2 separate regions of the Homo sapiens genome follow, and region 2 is linked to region 1. A link is a contact called in ENCODE Hi-C or POLR2A ChIA-PET data. All regions are on one chromosome and are shown on one strand. Each heading gives the region's core, a stretch centred on a gene start or an enhancer-like site at or near the end of the contact. The rest is flanking DNA. Distances are from core to core; before and after follow the strand shown. Region 1 has its middle 12 kb from the start of BARX2. Region 2 holds the start of LINC01395 (long intergenic non-protein coding RNA 1395).

The links. Hi-C counts contacts between places; a loop is a spot of excess contacts on that map. ChIA-PET counts read pairs that join two places held with the same protein, here RNA polymerase II (POLR2A). Pooled maps may share reads with other maps.
Region 2: a loop to region 1 is called in a pooled map, with 2.4 times the contacts of the local background. The contact joins the promoter of LINC01395 here to the enhancer-like site in region 1. A Hi-C loop is called at or near these places in 1 of 168 maps with a recorded cell type or tissue (Caco-2), 1 of 37 single-sample maps with no recorded cell type and 4 of 50 pooled maps. POLR2A ChIA-PET finds 5 or more read pairs at or near these places in 1 of 52 experiments (PC-9).

What each region holds. Positions count from the first base shown.
Region 1 is chr11:129,359,845-129,367,543 of GRCh38, reverse strand. No RefSeq gene overlaps it. Among named protein-coding and RNA genes, the nearest start is that of BARX2, 12 kb to the left of the region's middle. Within about 2 kb of position 3,228, at least 3 of the 41 ENCODE cell types and tissues checked have a DNase peak (open chromatin) inside an H3K27ac peak, as active enhancers do.
Region 2 is chr11:129,613,225-129,620,923 of GRCh38, reverse strand. It overlaps LINC01395 (long intergenic non-protein coding RNA 1395), which reads left to right and starts at 3,655. Exons shown (of 4, transcript NR_120582.1): 1 at 3,655-3,913; 2 at 5,389-5,617; 3 at 6,437-6,599.

The DNA.
Region 1 (7,699 bases), core at 1,979-4,478:
CCCACCGGCATTCCTGTGGATGTATGTCCTCACTTTAACAAAATCTGACACATGATTTGAATTACCAAATACATATAAATATACGGTGTTTCACGGGAACCTCCGCTGCATAAAATGCTGCTCTATAAAATCAAATTAATGCGGTCCTATTATTTCTTCAGTCTCTTCTATGGCGTCTTCGATGGATATTTGAAATTTCAAATGATTATCTTTACTGACCACATAGTGACAGCCCCAAAGAGAAATAAATGCTCAGAGACGGGGAGGAAGAGATTTAGGAGCCCGGCAAGGCTCCTGTTCCTATTACCCTGTTTTTCCTGTCGCATTTACATACTCACTCAATGTTTCAGATCAGAGGATTTTTAATGAAACATTCTAAATAATGATTTAGTTCAGAAGTCTGTATTAGAATACGAGCTCTCACTTGACTAAACATATTGGAAGAAGAAAACAGTTTCATTATTCATTTGGAGCAACATTAAGTACAAATAACCTACCCATGTCTAATTTTATGCGACTTTGTTCTCTGTACATAGATTTGAAGTTTTTTGAAACCTGAGATAATTAGGAACAATTATTGTCATAACTGAATAATATAAACTTTGTATTATGTCTGAGGTGACTCACCCTCCTACTAAATATTCCAGAGTACATGATCTGTTAGGCTGAGGTCTGTGTGTAACTTGTTAAATGTCTATAGCTTAATTGTTAAGAGTTGCTTGTTAATGAATTAGCAACAAAGTCTTTCTGTTTCCTTTAAGAGAGAAAATAGCTCTTTGTTTCAAGAACAAAGAAATTTTAAAAACTCAGTTTTCTAGGTAGGAGGAAGGTAATTTTTCTAAAAGAGAAAAAGGTTTATTTAGAATCTCAGTAGGAGTAGACTCTTGCTTTATGAAGAAAAAAAAAAAAAAAAAAGCCAGAAATTTTACTATAGCTCAACTGAACTGAAGAGTAAGATCTGGGGTCCAGTAAAGAATAATATTCAAGTAGCCAAAAGAGGATTTTAGTTTTGACACAGACAGATTAGAAGTCGGTAGGATCAAGACTTTTTGGAGAATGAGCAGAAGGACCCTGCACTAAGAATGGGATAAAACCAAGGTGGTCAAATGGGGGTTCACAGGGGTAGATCTTCGTTAACTTCTTGTGGACAGAAATAGAATTTGTTTTTCCTTTGTAAGAACTAATGATGCAGAGTTTATGCTTTTATTTATGCAGTATAATTTTGGAAAAGTAAGTTTGACTTCCATGAATATGATGGCTTGGAGAACAGAAATGGAGCAGGGCATGAAGAGAGGAGAGGGTATGACATTGCAGAAAATATGCAGATTCTGGGGTTCCAAAGAACCTCAAAATTATTAACACAAATGAAAAAAAGTGCCCAGTCTTGAATTCAGCTTTGGAATATACACACCCCACATACTTGTAGGTTAACAAGTAGTTTACTGTCCTGATGACAAACTAAGAAGTCATTTACAAGGTAATATTTTGGAGTGCAAAGACCCACATAAAAGAGACTGAATTAGTCACAAGCTGTTTGTGGGAATGTAAATTGGTATGATATTTCTGGAGGGCAGTTTGGCATTATATCTCAAACACAAAATCGATCCAGCAGTCCCAACCTAGGAATTGAAACCAAAGCTGTGGTTCTCAAATATGATTGTACACATAATTTCCTAGGAGTGCTTGTTTAAAAACTGCCCATTCCTAGATTTCCTCCCTCCAGAAATGTGTAGGTGTGACAGTTGACATTTTAAAACCAGCAGTCCTATTGATTTAGCTGCTGTTTAACAAACAGGTTGCCAAAGAGATAAAAATGATAAAAGTGGGACAGGCTGTAAGAAGAAAAAAATGTTAGTTGTAAGAATTCTTAAAATTTAAGGAAATTAGGAAATCTGTCATTTTACCTCTCTGAGCCTCAGTTTCCTTGTCTTTGAGATAAAAGTACATACCCAATAGTGTTATTGTAACACTAAAGATATATATAAATGGTTTAGACAATGACTGACACGTAAAGATCAATATATGTTAACTATTATTACTGCAATGCTGAGTGAAAAAGTCATTGATATAATAGAATGTGCAATACAATTCCAGCTTCAAAACATTGTTTATATACACATGTATATAGGTGCATATAGAGATGTCTAAAAGCATGTTCAAATACTAACAGTGATAATTTATTTTTAAAATGTATTATTATTATTAGAGATAGGTGTCTTGCTATGTTGACCAGGCTGGTCTTGAACTCCTGGCCTCAAGCAATTCTCCTGTCTTGGCCTCTCAAAATGCTGGAATTACAGGTGTGAGCCACTGCACTCAGCCCAGTGATAATTTATTCTATGTAGTTTTGAATATTGTTTACATAGTTTTACAATTGACATTTATCTTTTTTCCTACAAATTATATTTAAGTTCAAAAATATTATAATATTTTACATTCAAAAATAAAAAGCGAACTTCAATATCTTACATTTGCATAACATTTCCCATTTACAGAAAATTTTCAAATGCAGTACTTCATGTGAACTTTATACAGCCCTATATATGAAAAAAGACAAGTCTTACTATCCCTATTTTACGAAAGAGGAAACTGAGGAAAAGTGGTTTACTTGAGGTTACCCCACACAGCCACATCTACACTTGCAGAGCCAAGTCTCAAACCCGAGTTTTTTGAGTCCAAGTTTCCCATACCCTCTATGGGACAATGTTTTTTCACTGATCTCAGTTATATTTTTCAAAAGAAATGAAATTCCAGTTTTATGAGTTTCTATTTTTCGCTCATCCACCCCCTCATAAAAAATGCTAAGCATTTGATAAAACCGAGGTAAACTGAATATTAAGAGGGCTGACATAAAAACATATTAAAGTCAGGAAATATCACAGTTAGGTCTGGTAGGAAAACTTAACCATCTCATGTGTCATGAGCTTTGGTTACTAGGTAATCCTCTAAATATAGACAGTCCCAATCACTTGTTAAAAATTAACAGCAATTTCACGAGCAGGGAAAGTGAGTTGATAATTATGTGGAACATGGACTGTCCATTGGATTGCTCTGAGTTCTCGAAAGTTTTTCACCTCCTAGCAATCAAGCCCCGGCGTCTCACGGAGCCTTCCCAGCCAAGCCGCTTTGGCTCTGGACCACGTCTGCAATCAGAAAGGATCCTAAGGTACCCGCCACTTCTCAGGGTTGCAGCGTGGCCGCTACTGCCCTCTACCGGACAGCAGGGACGCATGGCGTGTGTGCTGTGGAATCCGGTCTCCCTCTATCGGCACGAAGCAGGTACATTATCAAAGACAGGCTCTCCAGAGGTGCTGCGTCGGCGCTAGTGACTGTCCCAGAACATTGTCTTGGGAAGGCCACCTGGGGGGCTCCTTGACCTCAGCACTGTCAGAAGTGTCACCTGTTGCTATTCTTCCCTAAAACAGATCAAGGGACTCTCTAGACTGGACAGGGAAGCCTCTTTGCCCGTCCTACACTCTAGGGTTAGTTCTGATCATTCTCACCATCAAGGACTTGAATTCTCCACCGAAAATCGTTGTACATGACTTAGCTCTACTTCTGATTAATAAGGGTATTGAACAAGGAGGATTTGAAAGCAGCACATAATACCGGTAGCAACTCTGTAGCATACAACTCTAAGATCTAGGACTGTGCCCTGATGTCACCATTTAAGAGCAAAGTCAGCTCCAGTATAAACAAGCTTTGTGGACCTCAACCGTGAGTAAAAGCTCCGCTTCTCTGAGTTGGTCTCAGGGATCTAATTAGTTTATGGTGGTAGATCTTGAATATGATCAACACTATGTTCATATATTGCATTTACATTAACTCCAGTATACATTTGCCTGCTCTAGATCATGCTTAAATATTTCTGGCTTTTATGGATTAGGTGCACTTACAGTTCCCTGAATTTATAGATGACACCTGGTCTCTTTTAACTTAGGATGTAAACCTTCTTGAGTAAAGGGAGTGGAGGGTCTGGCTGAAAAAGGAAAATGTAAAAGGTAAAATCTTAATAAGAGGATGAATATAAAAGAAGAGAAATAGAAATAATTCAATTTTTCCTGCCATTGATTTTTCTGTCCTGACTCTATGAATTACAAATACAAAGTCATTTGTAGTGACTTTGCTATTTTCCTATAAAAATATATTTCCTTATTTCCCCCCTGCCTGCAATAGAACACACAGAGCCAGTCAGTCTTGCCAGGTATGGAAAACAAGTTTATACATAACTAGAAACCTTTCTTCCCCCTAAAAAATCAAAACAAAACTCCACTTCATGGGACAGGCTGAAACTACCACAAAACTATGGGGAATGATTAAGAAGTTGGCTGAGGTGCTTTCTAATGACTGTTTAGTCAATCAGATAGCTGAGTTTGGGAACAGGATGTTGTTATATTTCTGGATATTTAAATACCACCTTCTTGAATGGCAACATTTTGTTCTTTGTATTACATTGCATTGTTTTCCTTGTAGCAACGTGTTGTAAATCTGTAGTGGAGATAAGTGTATAGAAATTGAATATAGAGATAATTCATCTAGCATATATTTATTGAGCATCTACTTTGTCCCAGGAACTGTGTTGGTCCAAGAAATGTGGTGGTGAACAGCACACACTCCCTTTCCTCACAGTAACAGACCTGTAGTGGAGATAGATGAGTCAACAGGTGCCTACACCCATAGTTAGGAACTGGGAGATTTAAGAGCACGAAGGAGGGGCACTTAGCCCAGTCCGAAAAGAAATAAGGGAAGGATTTCAGAAAGAATTGTTATATAAGGTGAGATCTGAAGGAAGAATATGAGTTAGGAAGGGGTAGAGAAATTCGAGGCAGACAAGAAAAACATCCAAAGCATAGAGGCAAGTGAAAGTGTCTCATGAAGCACCTGCAGTACTTGAGTGTGGCTGAAGTGCAGGTTTGAAGAGGAAAGTGTCCTGAGAAAATGAGAAAGAAGGGCCAGATCATAAAGCATCTTTTATGCTATGTTACTGATTTATATTTTATTCTGAAAACAATAAGAAGTGCTAAATGATTTATGGTAGGAAGGTGACATAATCAGATGTGCTTCTGAAAGTCCGGGCCATAATGTTATAGAGTGTGGATTCAAGGAGAGCAAAATAGAGAGGAGGGAAACCGGTTAAGAAGTTACTGTAGGCCGGGCATGATGGCTCACACCTGTAATCCCAGCACTTTGGGAGGCCAAGGTGGGTGGATCACCTGAGGTCAGGAGTTCGTGACCAGACTGGCCAACATGGTGAAACCCTGTCTTTACTAAAAATACAAAAATTAGCTGTGCGTGGTGGCAGGTGCCTGTAATCCCAGCTATTTGGGAGGCTGAGGCAGGAGAATCGCTTGAACCCGGGAGGCAGAGGTTGCAGTGAGCTGAGAGCATGCTGTTGCACTCCAGCCTGGGCAACAAGAGCGAAACTCCATCTCAAAAAAAAAAAAAAAAGTTACTGTATTTCTATGTTAATCCAAGGGAGAGGTAATTGACTTCTGAAGCCATAGGATGAAGAAAAAGGAGAGACCGAAATGATTTCAAGGAACTAGAATCCATGAAACCCAATAATTATTTTGAGGTAAGAAAATAAAGAAGTCTAAGTCAAGAATGACCCTATTTAATACCCAGAACATAAAAGCTCCTACAACTTAATAAAAAAAATGACTCAATTAAAAAACTGGGCAAATGACTTGAATAGAAATTTCTCCAAAGAATATATATATAAATGGCCATAAGCACATGAAGAGATGCTTAACATCATTGGTCATTAGGGGAATGCAAATCAAAGCCACGATGAGACATCACTTCACCCCTACTAGGATAGCTATAATTAAAGGAGACAGAAAATAGCAAGTGTTGGCATGGATGTGGAGAAATTGGAACCCTTGTACATTGCTAGCAGAAAAGTAAAATGGTACAGATGCTGTGGGAAACAGCTTGGCACCTCCTTAATAAGCATAGACTTAGCATATTACCCAGCAATTCGACTCCTAGGTATATGCCCCAAATAATTCAAAAACAGAAACAAACATATTTTCAGGCAAATGCTTATTGCAGCATTACTTACAATAGCTAAAAGTAGAAACAATCCAAGTGTTTACCAACAGAAAATTAGATAAATAAGAGGTAGTATATACATACAATGGAATAATATTTAGCCATAAAAGCAATAAAGTTCTGATACATGCTACAACATTAATGAATCTGGTAAACACTATGCTAAGTGAAATAAGACAGACACAGAAGGACAAGTGTTATATGATTAAACTTATACATAATGCCTGGAATAGGTAAATTCATAGACACAGAAAATAGAATTGTGCTTACCAGGAGCCAGAGAGAGGGAAAAGTGGCAAGTTATTGTTTAATGGTTATAGAATTTTTGTTTAAGGTGATCAAAAGTTTTGGAAGTAGATAGTAGTGATGGTTGTACAACATTGTGAATGTAGTTAATAGCATTAAATTATACCCTTTTAAAACTGCATAAATGGCACATTTTATACTGCATATATTTTACCACAATTTTAAGAATCAGTAACATAATAGACCAGAAAAATCTCACATTGAATTTGTACACCTTCAATGGGTGAATAATGGCATTGTATGTAAATTATCAATAAAGTCATTAAATTATCAATGATTAACAAAGTCATTAGAAAACAAACAAATAGCAACAACAAAAAGGAATAGAGCTCACATTTCTGACTTGGCAAATAAGTCGATGGGGCTACTATTCACTAATATAAGGTGAGAAAATAAGCAGTTTGAGGAGGAAGTAGTAAGGTCATTTTGGGTGTGTTAAATTTGAGATGTCCATCAGACATACAAATGGAGATGCACAGTGTACAGCTGAGTATGTGTGTCTGAAATTTGGAAGAGAAATCTAAATTAGAGGTACAATTCAGAGGCCATCAGTATGTATATAGTAATCAAAGCCCTGAGAGTAAATGGAATTATTTGGGGAGTATGAAAATCAGAAGATACAAGAACCAAGGAGAGAATCTCAAGCTTTATTAATATTTAAGGGGTGGGCAAGCAGAGACATCCACAAAGAAGTCTGAGGGGTAATATAGGAAGCAAAGCAATTTAAAGAAAAAAACACGTTGTGGGGAAAAGGGGCATTTTTTCCATATCTTTTACCACTGTAAATAATAATTTCCTTTATATTTAATGAAAGAAAACTAACTGCAGAAAAGGCTTAAATAAGAAGAAAAATCTTTCTTACCTCTTTTTGTCCTCATACCTAAAGTCCAAGTTGTTTCAAATTAGAAAGCTTGGATTATAAACCTTCAGAAAAACTTTGCAATGTGTACCAAACAAACCTAATCAGTTTGCTTATTCAGAGAGAGACAGACTGAGAATCAGTGGGAGAAAAAAGCAGGCATGTCACTACTGGTTGCAATGTAAAGAAAAAGAAGAAAAAAATGTCCTTTAATCTAAAAATCTTTTCCTTTTCTGCTCCTTGATGCTTGAAACTCCTAGAACAGAGAGTAAAGTATTTTAAAGTTAGAAATAAGGTCTTACAACCAAATACTCAAATCAGGAGACATATGACATGAAGAAATGCTGACCAAGAATGGATGAAAGACATGACACCACAGATTCGAGAAGTTCAGTGAACTCAAAGGAAGATAAATACAAAGAACCACAACTAAGCATGTCGTTGTAACATCCTAAATACTAAAGATAAAGAGAAATGTTT
Region 2 (7,699 bases), core at 2,406-4,905, 250 kb before region 1:
GCTCCTAGAAACAAAACTCCTGCCAACTTTCGCAACTCAAGAGTCCCTGACTCATCTTAAACCCTAATGTTTGTTTATTTAGCCTGTTACTGGTACCTGAAATTTTTACTAACAGCTTTTCTCATTTGGATAATGAATTGCAAATACTTCTGGAAGGGGACGCAGATGAAACTGCAATCAGGGCTTTACTATAGAGTGGTAATTTAACTATGGGAGTCTTTTCATGCAGAGCTGCATGAGATGATGGTCATTTCTAATGTGCTGGGAGGGCAGATTCACTCCTGGCTGTACCGTACCCTGACGGCACACTGTTACCCAAGTCACTTCACCTCCCCGAGTCTCAGTCTCAGTCTACTCTTTGGTAAAATTGTGGATAATAACACCTGCCACAGTGAGAAAATGTGTGTAAGAGCTTTTGGAGTATACCAAGTGCTAAACAGAAATGCTAACATATATGCGCATACACACATATATTCTTACGGTACATCTTTTAGCATATTGAAAACTTCAGAAGACTCTTAATGAATCTAAGGTTTGTCAAGCCTGTTGGGTTGTTGCTTTGTGTGTGTATGAGAGAGACACACAGAGAGACACAGAGAGACAGAGTAAGACAGAGAGCAGGAGAGGTAAGAAAGGAGTGAGACAGAATATGTCAGAGTGAAAGGCGGAGGTTGATGTTAATTCCAATTTTAGCATTGGCCTTTTGGTCTATATTTACAATAACTTTTCACAAGATTCCTAAGTTAAAACAGGTCAGGATTTGGAAACTGTACAGTAGGGATTTCTCCTTGTTATCAAATAGAAAAAAAAAATCCTTCCTTGGGTCTTTAGGGACTTCCTAGGCTCTCTCTGGATATTTGCACTGTTTTCCACAAACCCCAAAACAGGCAGTATTGATCAGGCCCAGACTGAATGCACCTAATCCCTTTAAACAAATACATGTCTAGCCAGTTCTGGGAAACCTTTTCTTAACCTTGGTGTAATTCTCCACCTCCAGGATATTGACAGGCCAGGTTTAAAGGGCTCCTTTAACTAAATGTGATTGAAGTTTTCCTTTCATCGGGAAGGGGTGCACAGAGGATGTAACATGTTATTCTGGAGTACCTTGGCAGGCGCACCCTGGAACAGCAGGCTATCAGCTTACCCACAAGTGAACCATTCCCCAGGTGGCATGGTTAATCGCAGCAGCTTCACCATGGTAAAAGACAAACAATGTCCTTTCTGTCTTGTCCCAAGGAAAAAAAGACGACATCTACCAATTTGTAAGAGGATAATTTCCTAATTACCCCATGAAGTTTGTTTTTTTCTGGTGGGTCCTTAAATCAGGCTGAAAAGAGTGAAATCGGATCCTTCCTTTCGAGATGAAAAGCGTTATTGACAGCATTAGGTTTTCGCAGTGTCTCCCTCTACAACTGAAGGAAGAATCTGCTCATCTCCATCGCAGTAGTCTTGGAGGCAGCTGCAGCATGTGCAGGAGAAGGTCCCGAATGGAAAGGCTGGGGCTGGTGGACTTCAGCTTGATCACGACATCGTTGTTTAATTACTTGGAAAAGCTCCCTCCGGAGTGAGTGGAGGCCCCGACGGAATACATGACTCACAACATATTGACTCCTGAATGTTTTAGAAATGAAGCTTGCCTTAATTTTCGACAGCCATTAAATTCTCCTCAAGGCATTTTGTGAAAAAAGGAGGGGTGTTCTGGTGGTGGTTATCAAACCATAACCACCCTCAGCCACACCTGGGGCACTCCCAGACTGTTGGATGCTAGTCAGGAGACGAAACGAACGTTTCTGTAGCACCTATCATGTGCTCCAGAACTTTTCAGCCTCCTGCCTGACTTCTTGCAACAATCCTGCGAGGCAGGTGGAATAGCTGCTATTTCAAAGTGAGGAAACTGAAGCTCAAAGTCCCAATTCCCAAAGGGAGGAGCTGAAGAAGAGCGCCAGTCTCACCCCATCTTTCCGTGTCCTTCCAGAAGGAAGAGGCCACCCTGGTAGCTCTCTATTTCCAGAATTCTGCTTCTTTCGTCTTCCTCTCACTCTGACTGCTGGGGTGCTTACACACAGGGGCCAGCAGGAAACAGAGACAAAGGGGAGAAGGTGTAAACACGAGCAGGGAGGAAAACTTGGCACAAGCTGGATGTGAGAAGGATTGGCGTTGCCGGGGACGCCAGGGCTGGTACCAAGAACAGAGGAGACGGTGAAATGTGGCCTTGTCCTTTCTCCAGTTCCAGAAGGGCCGGTCTGCCTCCATTCCTAGAGTCCGTTGATTAACTCAACAGCTGTTTATTAAGCATCTAATGTGTCCCCAGTACTTCAATGGGCACTGGGAATACAGCAGCCATCAAACAAAGCTCCCTCCCCCCCGGAGCTTACATTCTAGGGGAGTTTCTATCTAGCGGCTTCAGGCAGTCCTCTGGAGGCTTAGAATGAGGGTGCTCCCTGTGGTTCCCCTGGACACGCACAAGCGCAGACACACATGCGCTCACATAAGTGTGCACTCACATGCACTTGCCCGCGCGCGCACACGCACTGCCCCGTCTTGCCGCCCTTTCTCTAGCCAAGCACCTGAAGCAGAGGCGCAGCGCGGATGACCCTGAACATGTGCGCGAGGAGCAGGCCAACCCCGAGGCAGCCACCAGCGTCTCAAGGCCCGCGCAGTCGGCGGGGCGCGGGGCGCAGCTGGGCGGTGTCCCTGGGAGGGAAGGAGGCTGCGCGGAGCCCCCGGAGCCCCAGCCCCGGGTAGTTACACCTGCCCGCGCTCGCTCTCGGGCACAGCGGGGCTCTTCCTCCAGGGGCTTGCGGTGGAGCAGGCGGTGTCAACCCCTCCAGGCTCCCGCTGGCCCACATCCGCCACCCGCCTTTGCCTCTTAGCCCCACAGACCCACACGGGCCTCTCCTCCCAGGCATGGCCACGCTGACTGATTCCTCCCTCCTCTACTGATTTCTGGGGCCCAGCCTGGAGGGAGAAAAGTGGGAAGGTGTCCACCTGCGCCAGCCTTGGTGTTTGGGTGAGACACAGGTGGAAAACAATTACAGGGCTCTTTGGAAACAGCCTCGGCCCTGGAACTGTGGCAGAAACTTGGACTCGGTGGCCTGAAACCAGGCTGAGGAGCACAGTCAGGCAGTGCGGACCTGTCCCTCGGGGCTGATTAATTAGACACTCCTTCCTTCCGAAGCCTTTTGGTTGGCTGTTTGTTTGTTTCCAAGGCTAGCAACCGCCTACCACCACTTCTCACACATGCTTTCCCTAAGGCGAGGCTGCGCGCAGGATGGCGTGCACTTTCCTCCTCCCTCTCAACTTCTCCCATGCTCTCTCAATCTCTGGTAGACAACTCCCTACCAGGCCACCTTTCTTTCTCTGGGCCAGTTAGCACCTTCGAGAAGTTCTCCTGTGGCCATGCCCACCTGCCTGTCCTCTCCAGGAGAAAGAGAGAGTGGCAGGGCAGGAGGAGGGTCCCCACCTCCATAGGACAGCTGGCTTAGCTCTGCAGAGCCCCTGTGGCTGGGAGGGTGTGTGTTAGGGCCCCATGGGGTCAGGGTACAGGCAGGCTTTCCAGGCAGGTGGGCCTGCCTCAGTCCCATCCTGCACCCCCTGTGGATCAACGTCAACAGCAAGAGACTCACACAGGGTCTGCTTCTCTCTCCTTGTCAGGTACAAGAGAACTCTGCATTTGTCTTCTGCCCACAACTTCGTTGAAGAAGTGGAGAGGCCAAGCAACTCCAAGGCTGTTTGGAAGGAGAGCTGGGCTCTGCCTCCTGGGAGAGTTGGAGGACATTTCTTCTCTGTGGAGTGTGAAGGGAGGACTGCCCTATTCCTTGTCTGCTAGTGCTTGCCCCTGGGAGCCAGTGCATCTTATCCCTTTTAATTCTCGCTGGCTCCCAGGGGCACGTATTACCATCCCATTTTACGGGTGAGGAGACTGAGTTTCAGAGAGTTGTTCCTGTATAGCTGTAAATATGGGAGGCCGAATAGGATGGGTTACATCACCTGCAACTAGTTTTATGGCCAACAGGAATTCATTTTCCTGGTTCTTGCAAAGCGGTGGATAAGGCTGGGAATTAGGATGCCCTCCTTCTACTCTAGTCATGCCAGTTTGGCCTCTGCTCTATAAACAGCCCTTGTTCTTTTCTGTCTCCTAGATTCTCTCACATAGCTTCCCCAACTTGGAATGCCACTCTCCCTCCCACCAGTTCAACTCCTGCATACCTGAAAGGCCCAGCTAACCTCTTCCCACAGGAACCTTCCCTGCCCACTCTAGCTCTTGGCCATCTCTCCCTACTCTAACTCTAACAATTGCATTCTGTGCCATAAAATCAAACTCTTCATGACAGTACTGCCTTTTATGATTTGCTCATTGTTTCCATTTCATTCGTCTCATTCCATCAGCCAGACTGATCCGTGTAAGGGCAGGGACCGAGCACGGACACTTCCCCTAGATGCCCCACTGTTTCCAGCTGAGTGCTGCCATAAAGTTGCACTCGGTGACTCCTATTTGGCTAACATTCTAAACATGAGCCAAGGGTCTTTGCTACAAGACAGTGAGGGGTGGTACTATTGGGCTTTCAACCATTAATGAGCTAGCAGCAACTTCCCCTCACTTGGTGGCCAGCCTGCCTGGTTCCTCCAGACTGTCAAGAAGGATTGCACCTGAGTTAGCTGAGAAAGAGAGACAGAGCTTAATTGTATGCTCCGTTCACACTAAGGCACCCAAGGACTACTTAGACCAGAAGCGTGGGCAGGTGTAACCACGTGGGGCTGGGGCTCCGGGGGCTCTGTGCAGCCTCCTTCCCTCCCAGGTATGTGACGATTGAGGATAAGTAAGTGAAATGCAAACAGTTATATACATAACAAACAATCTGGTCTAAAGTTGAAAACCACAAGGTGAATTATTGGAGTATTTCTTTCTGGGGCCCAGCCTGGAAGGAGAAGAGACGGAAGGTGTCCACCTGCGCCAGCCGTGGTGTTTGGGTGAGGCACAGGTTGAAAGCAATTACAGGGCTCTTGGGAAACAGCCTCGGCCCTGGAACTGTGGCAAGAACTTGGACTCGGTGGCCTGGTTTCAAATTATTGGAGTACTCTTTTTGGAATATTTCTGTGCTTTCTGTTGAAAGTTTGAGGCTGTTCAATGACATTATCTAAGGCCAAGCCCTTTTTCCTGTTACCTTCTCAGCATACATGAGTGGTCATTTCTTACCTCTATAGCTTATAATGTGTTTTCACATCTGTCATCCCATTTACTTCTTGCAAGACTTTGGAAGGGAATAACAGTAACAATAACAATGTTAATAAAAATGTTGATATTTATTAAATACTTACATGTTCTAGGCATCAAGGGCACTAAGGGCTTTATGTGTATTAATTGGTTTGTTCCTCACCGTTTCACAGATGCAGAAACTGAGGCACTGAGAAGAATGATTTCAGACCATACAGTCTTCCAAGTGGCAAAGCCTGGGCTTGAACCAGGTCTCCTGACCTACAACTTGGCAGAGAGAGGGACAACCACCATGTCCCCTTGTCCGTGGCTGCATCCAGTGCCGATTTAACTCAGCACTTCCGGGAAGCCCCTTTCTCACCCTGGCCCCAGGCTCGTTCCTGGGGAAGATTCAGTGATTGGGTTGGTATCCTGAACTCAAGGGAGGGAGACAGGAGAACTGGGCTTAGCTTGGTCATTCCCTTAACCTCTCCAAGCCAAAATTTTGTTATCTGCAAATTAGGAATGATGGTTCTAAAATATCTGATAGGCCTGTTGGAAGCATCTCATGAGACAGCGTAAATATAAAGCACTTGTAATCAAATTCCCCTCCTCTTCCCTTTCCCTGCTGTTCCAGGGAGCGTTGCATGTATAGACACAGGGTTTATTGTTGAATTGACATATTTATTTGCTGGGCCACATTACTGAATATAATAAGGCAAGACCCACTGAAAGGAACTCTGACTTCTGGTATCCCCTGGGAAGGAGGCCTGTCTTCAGTATGGAAGTAAGATCTCAGAAAGTAGGTCGTGGGTGAGAGAGAGACATCTGGCTCCTTGGCCTCTTTCTCTCCAGCCTGGACCTTGTGGACTCTAGACAGGCTGGAGGATATCCTTTGCAGACAAGTGGGGCTGGGCAGAGAGCCTCTCTGTGTGGGCCACAGGGTGCGGCAGTCACCTTAAGGGTTACTTGCATGTTATTCCCCACTTGAGTTACATCTTGTTGAAAAGCTCCAGCCTGGTCTCAGCCGCGCCACTGAGGACAACAGGGTATTCAAGTCTGGGCTTTTGGGGTAAGTAAGAACAGCAGTGCATGCTGGTCAGCAGGGTGCGCTGCCAGTGGCGTGTGTTGGTGGGAATGTCCCCAAGGCAAAGGGGGACCAAGAGCAGAGGTAGGAGATACGGCCACCCAAGTGGAGATCCTCCCTGCCAGCACTCCTTTGGTCAACAAACTGCATTCCAGGTCTTACTGAAGGGGCTCTTGAGTGCTGAGAGCTCCACGAGAGGAAGAAGATGCCTGGGTGCTGAGTAAGGAAACTGACATGGAACACCTGCCTTCCACCAGGCAGGGCTGCTGGGAACACCGTGGGCATTTTCTCACTTCATTTTCACAATGACCCTACGAGGTAGGTGCTGTGACTTTCTCCCGTGTTTGGGGAAACTTGGCCTTGGAGAGGTTAGCTGGTGCACCCCAGGGGCCAGGCCGTGGGTGACCAGGCTGGGATCCAAAGCCAGGTCTGTGGGACTCACCTGCTGGTGCCATCTCCACACACCCTGCAGTGTGCCTGGGGTGGCTTGGCCTGCTGTGGCCCTTTGTTTCTCTTTGAGAGAAGGGAGGGAATGTTTATTTCACTAACTGGGATGGTGAGATCATTATCACCCTCAAAAAGCATGTATTAAATCCCTAATAGTTCATGGCACTGAGCACAGGACTGAATTATTTTGTACACAAAAATAATTAACAGAAGGACACAGATAGGGTCTCTGCCTTCTGGGAACACAGGATCCCCAGCACGTGAAGGTGAACTCAAGTGCCATGCCTGTAAAGCCGAGGCCGTGGTGCCATTCTCAGGAAGCCTGATGACCTGTGTGACTTTGGGCAGTTCCTCACTCTCTGCAAGCTTTCTCCAGGCTTGCCACATGGTGAGATAATATACGGAAAGCACTTAGCAAGTGCTCAACATATACTGTACATTCTCAATCATCAATAACTATTATTACAGCCATTGGGTAGATGGCTTGTACCCAAAATGGATTTAGGGATGAGGGAAAGGTTTATGGTTAAACACTTTTTTAGGGGGTGGGGGGGTAGAGTCTCATTCTGTTGCCCAGGCTGGAATACAGTGGAGAGAACATGGTTCACCTGCAGCCTCTACCTCCTGGGCTCAAGCAATCCTCCCACCTCAGCCTCCTGAGTAGCTGGGACCACAGGTGCATGCTACCATCCCTGAGTAATTTTTTAATTTTTCTGTAGAGTCAGGGCCTCACCATGTTGCCCAGGCTGGTCTCGAACTCCTGGGTTCAAGTGATCCTCCTGCTTTGGCTTCCCAAAGTGTTGGGATTACAGGTGTGAGAGACCGTGCCTGGCCAGAAAGAAGACCCTTGATTGCACAGTGGAGGCGCCCTTTCCCTACTCCACTGCTCTGTGGCTGTGGAAAGGCTACAGGGCTCTTGTTTTCCTTACAAGAAAATGTTCTCATTCTTCTGAGATAAGGAGGGCTCAGCC